Linked DNA regions of Homo sapiens: region 1 is linked to region 2. The links are chromatin loops, found by intact Hi-C in ENCODE. Cell type or tissue: CD4-positive, alpha-beta T cell. All regions are shown on one strand. Each heading gives the region's core, and the rest is flanking DNA. Links, peaks and the distances in the headings are about the cores only. Region 1 overlaps GUCY2C-AS1 (GUCY2C antisense RNA 1). Region 2 overlaps LOC102724146 (a long non-coding RNA gene).

The links. Hi-C counts contacts between places; a loop is a spot of excess contacts. Peaks named below come from ENCODE experiments on the same cell type or tissue, not always from the same donor. Only the 100,000 strongest peaks of a DNase experiment are listed, where the experiment ranks them.
Region 1: a loop joins it to region 2, with 5 times the contacts of the local background. A loop is called at or near these places in 5 of 110 quality-filtered maps.

The regions. Positions count from the first base shown.
Region 1 is chr12:14,722,040-14,724,841 of GRCh38, reverse strand. All of the region lies in intron 5 of GUCY2C-AS1 (GUCY2C antisense RNA 1), which reads right to left. Among named protein-coding and RNA genes, the nearest start is that of GUCY2C, 27 kb to the right of the region's middle. RefSeq lists an enhancer at 692-881. In CD4-positive, alpha-beta T cell, for the core only: CTCF peaks have their summits at 782 and 981 (motif pointing left); a DNase peak (open chromatin) is centred at 951.
Region 2 is chr12:15,854,890-15,857,691 of GRCh38, reverse strand. The region is part of intron 2 of LOC102724146 (a long non-coding RNA gene); the gene reads left to right. Among named protein-coding and RNA genes, the nearest start is that of STRAP, 26 kb to the left of the region's middle. In CD4-positive, alpha-beta T cell, for the core only: CTCF peaks have their summits at 925 and 1,130 (motif pointing right); a DNase peak (open chromatin) is centred at 1,141.

The DNA of each region.
Region 1 (2,802 bases), core at 36-2,535, 1.1 Mb after region 2:
CTCAAAATTTGTCTGCATTCATCCACAGACAAGTCTCTGTGGTAGGAAGGTAGGAAGGTAGGAAGGTAGGAAGGTAGGAAGCTATGAATCCCTGGTGGAGCCCAAGAGCCAGAAAGACTGTTTTGAGAGTGCAGACCAACAGCCAGGTGGCAGACCTGCTGATCATGCCCCTGGGATTTAAATCTAGAAACAGCCTTGTTTCCCAAAAGGCTTAGGTACAGTCCTGTTTATCCTTGAACCAAAACAATTTGCCAAGGGGTCCAGGAGGAATCATGCACATTAGTACCTTGGCAGAAAGGCTCGTCTGCCCACTGACAACGGTCTTGGAAGTGAATTTGAAAGTTACCTTGTAACTGGGCTCCAGTCCTCCTCATCTGGGATCCCAGCTTATTACTGTTTGTGCAAGAACTCAAGAGAAAGACTCACCAATATCTCACAGTCTAGGGATTACACATGTCAGTCATGTAAGCCTACATGATGGGCACATCAGCCTCCATCCCAAAGCAGATCCTGAGGGGGCCCAATCAACTCCAGCTCCTCAGTCTGGGAACTGTCCCATTTGTGCAGGAAATGACTGTGGGATGTGCACCCACCTGACCTACTGGGGTGAACTCACTGGCCTTGATCTCACAGTGAATTCTGAGGGGAACTAGTCTCAACTTCAGCATCTCCTGAGAACTGCTGGGAGGCTTGCATATCTGGGCCACCAGCCCCCATCCCACAGCAGGTACAGAGGCGGCCCAGGCTCAGCTCCATCTTCTCCTGCTGCAGTTGGGGAACTGGCCTGGAAGCCTCGCCTGTCTGGGCCTATGGGACAGGCTTCCAGACTTGGGTCCCTGGCCAATATTCTCACTCAACTTGGGTACATGCCTTGGATCTTCACCAGGTCCATCTCTGCCAGAGTGCATGCCAACTATGGAACTTTTGTGAAACTGACAACAAATATGGGCTTAGGGCACCCTCTAGTGTCGGAACAGCTGCACTGGTCAGAGTCTTTCATAACAGTCGGCTTGGATAACTGAACAGGCCCACTGAAGAAGCATGGGAACATTTAAAGCCAGACTGTGAAGATTAAAATAAATACCTAATTTTTCGATGTGCAGACATCGAAGTGCAGCCACAATCACCAAGTACAATCGGAATTATGACCTCACTAAACAGGCAAAATAAGGGGCTAGTGACAAATCCCAAAGAGAAGATGTGTGACCTATTAGACAAGGAATTCAAAATAGCAGTGTAAGAAAAAAAATTGCATGGAACCACAAAAGACCCTGAATAGCCAAAGCAATCTTGAGCAAAGAAAAAGAAAGCTGGAGGCATCACAGTAGCTGACTTCAAAATATACTGCAAAACTATTGTAACCAAAACAGCATGGCACTGGAATAAAAAAAAAGAATCACAATGACCAGTGGAATAGAATAGAGAACATAGAAATAAATGCACATATTTACAGCCAACTAATTTTCAATAAAAGTGCCAAGAACACACAATGGGAAAAGGACAGTCTAATAAATGGTGCTTGAAAAACTGGATATATATGCAGAAGAATGAAACTAGATCCTTATCTCACCAACTGCAAAATCAGCTCAAAATAGATTAAAGACTTAAACGTAGCCAGGTGGTGGTGCACATCCATAGACCCAGTTACTCAGGAGGCTGAGGCAGGAGGATCACTTGAGCCCAAGAGTTCAAGGCCAGCCTGGGCAACACAGTGGACATAGTGAGTTCCTATCTCTTAAAAAAAAAAGACTTAAACAAAAGATCCAAAACTACAAGAATAAAATATAGGGTAAATGGGCTGGGTGCAGTGACTCATGCCTGTAATCCCAGCACTCTGGGAGGTCAAGGTGGGTGGATCACTTGAGGTCAGGAGTTTGAGACCAGCCTGGCCAACATGGTGAAACCCCACCTCTACTAAAAATACAAACATTAGTCAGGTGTGATGGTATGTGCTTGTAATCCCAGCTACTTGGGAGGCTGAGGCATGAGAATCACTTGAACCCAGGAGGCGGAGGTTGCAGTGAGCCAAGATCATGTCACTGCACTCCAGCATGGCAGACTCTGTCTCAAAACATCTATCTATCTATCTGTCTGTCTGTCTGTCTATCTATCTATCTATCTATCTATCTATCTATCTATCTCTGGGAAATGGTTCATGGCATTTGTCTGGAGCAAGAATTTTTTTGATAAGACCTCAAAAACACAGGCAACAAAAGCAAAAATAGGTGAATGCAATTACATCAAACTAAAAAGCTTCTGCACAGCAAAGGAAATAGACCAAAGAGAAAGCCTATAGAGTGGGAGAAAATACCTGCAAACTATGCATCTGACAAGGGGTTAATATCTGGATTATACAAAGAACTCAAACAGCCCTACAGCAACCCAAAAAATCCAAAACCCAACTTAAAAATGGGCAAGAAGCCTGAGTAGACATTTCTCCAAAGAAGACATACAGATGACCAAAGGGATATGGAAAATGCTCAGCATCACTAATCAGGGAAATGCAAATCAAAACCACAATGAGATATATTACCTCATCTCAGTTAAAATGGCTTTCATCAAAGAGATAAAAAAATAACAAATGCTGATGCTGATGAGGATGTGGAAAAAGGGGAACTTTAATACACTGTTGGTGGGAATGTAAATTAGTACCAGACATTAGGGAAAACAGTATGGAGGTTTTCTCAAAAAATTAAAAACAGAGCTACCATATGATCTAACAATACTACTACTGGGTATATATCAAAAAATTTAAAAATAGAATTAATATGTCAAGGAAGGGCTGGGCGCGGTGGCTCACAC
Region 2 (2,802 bases), core at 42-2,541:
AACAAAGGATACTGTCACCTATTCATGCATATGCATATTTTATTCTCTCCCAGGAAAAGAACCTCTCTCAAATGACAGCAAACTTGAAACATAGTTTAAAAAAAAAACATAATGTACTGGTAATGTTTTTAAAGCACTGTTCAAAACTAAATACTTCTTATGATATCAATTATATGAAAAGAATGTGAATACATAGAAAAAAAGTTGCAGGAAATTTATTAAAATGTTCATTGTGGGGCCGGGCACGGTGGCTCATGCCTGTAATCCCAGCACTTTGGGAGGCCAAGGTCAAGAGATCGACTAACTGGCTAACACGGTAAAAACCTGTCTCTACTAAAAATACAAAAATTAGCTGGGCGTGGTGGTGCACACCTGTAGTCCAAGCTACTTGGGAGGCTGAAGCAGGAGAATCACTTGAACCCGGGAGGCGGAGGTTGCAGTGAGTCAAGATCGTGCCACTGCACTCCAGCTTGGGTGACACAGCGAGACTCCATCTCAAAAAAAAAATGTTCATTTTGATTGTCTCTAGGTGGTGGAGTTATAGATTTTGTTTCCTTCTCTATACTTTTCTGTAGTTTAGAAATACATGATATATAAAAATGTATATTTTCCACAATGTTATATATTACACTTCTAAAGAGAAAGAATATGTAACATTGAGAAAAATCATTTACATATTTAAAAAACCACCACATGTACCTCTATATCTTATTTGATACTTGAATTAAGATAGAAGTGTTTGGTTAATAAAATAGGATAGTGGGCTTAGGCAGGAGGATGGCCTCAGGCCAGGAGTTCGATATCAGCCCAGGCAACAGTGAGATCCAGTCTCCATAGAAATTAAAAAAAAAATAGCCGGGCGTTGTGGCACTCACCTGTAGTCCTAGCTAGTTGGGAGGCTGAGATGGGAGGCCGAGGTGGAAAGAAAGACAACTTGGCCTGGGAAGTCGAGGCTGCAGTGAGATGTGCTCGCTCCACTGTATTCCAGCATGGGTGACAGAACGAAATCCTGCCTCTAAGATACAAAAAAAAAAAAAAAAGTTAGCAGGGAATACTAACATACTAACATTTATTTGCTTAAACAAGTTTTTTATACCTGTCCTACACAAAAATGCACTTTTCCTTCAGCCACCAGATGGCAATCTCTTCCCATGTATTGTTCCATTTACAACTTGCTGAAGCACCCTTTCAGGGATTGTGCATAATTTACATAAATATTTTTAATTTTCAACTAGCAAATTAAAATATTTATATTTAGAGCATATTTTAATACACATTAAGAAAATTATGAGTTTTAATTATTTAAAAATCAATTTTCTTATAAACACCTCATGTAGTATCATCTCAAGCAATTCTATCCCACAGGAATTATTCAGTCTAACTGGTGTTGTTGAAGGAAAAGCAAACTGCCATCCTCCTTCCATGTATGCCAACTAACTCCACATTGGCAGAGACCTAAGAATTGGCATTCGTAGTGGGGGAAGGGAGTCAAATTGAACCAAGCTTCCCAAGCTCAGAGCCTGGTAGGAGAGGGATATTCCTGTGGGGAATGTCCTGGTGGCACATATTCTAAATGATTCTAAAATCTTGCCTGCAATAATGTATTCAGGAATATTAATGAATATTCCTAAGAGTTTAGAGGATAATGGCTCTTCCAGCAATATTTTTCTTAAATGGCCATTTTGCACCACTGTTTTTATTTAGGGTATTAGAGGCATCAAAGAAATCTCAAATTCTCTCCAGAGTTTTCTTTTTCTCTATTCCTTTCTTTCCAAAGTCTGATTGCTTGTCAAACATGATTCTTCTTTAAGTTTCACTTTTGTTGGGTGATGACACATCTGCCTGGCATTACATTTCCAATTTATAATAAACAGTACTCAGGGAATTGGTAAATTTGGTAAACTCAGAGCTGTTTTTCTGCTGGATCAGCCAAGGCTTTTGCTTTTGAACACGTGAGGTGCATTTCTAATGTCTAAATTTTAGGCCTGAACATTACATTCAAGAGTGATTACTACACATTAGAGAAGACTATATAAGCATGTAGTAATTTTTCATAATTTTTTTCTGATTACAAAATACATTATCTTTTTAAATTTTTTGCAGTACTCTAAAAGCTCAAGGAAGAAAAGTTGAAATCATTCATAATTTCCCAACCCAGCAAAAGTGTCTGATAAGTGGCTATAAAATTGATTATAAGGATTTGTGTCTAAAAACATCAGTACCTCTGCATTCCCATCATTTTCCATTGTGAAACTTTAATATTTGGAGTTCTGTTACAATTGTGAGTGATTTTAAAGGTAGTAACAGAAAATTCACTGGTTTGGTCTTTAAACTAGATGTCAACCTATATTTTAAAACAAACCAATTTTATTCACATTTTTTGTGTATGTTTGTTTAGGGTTAAACATTTTTCTTAACTTATGTTAGTTAATACCTAGGGCTACAAATAAACTCTGTATCATGAACATGCAGCTATTTGACTGATTGATCTTCCTTAAGATAACAGAAACTCTGAATGCTATTCTTGCTATTCCACACATTTCTGTGAGACCTCAGCAAGTTAATTATCTTCTTTGTGTGCTTAATCCTCTTAGAGCACAGCCCTCATCACTTCTGTATGCTATGCCATTCTATGAGGATGAATGTTTCTCTTTATCCTCTGTATATAGAAATGGATAAAATAGAATTAAATACAAGAACAAGAAGCCTAAGTGTTTGTATCAAGCTAAGAAACATGGGTTCGATATCTGGACAATTCAATGTCTGCTTCAGTCTTTTTGTAGGTTTTAGAGCACAATTTTA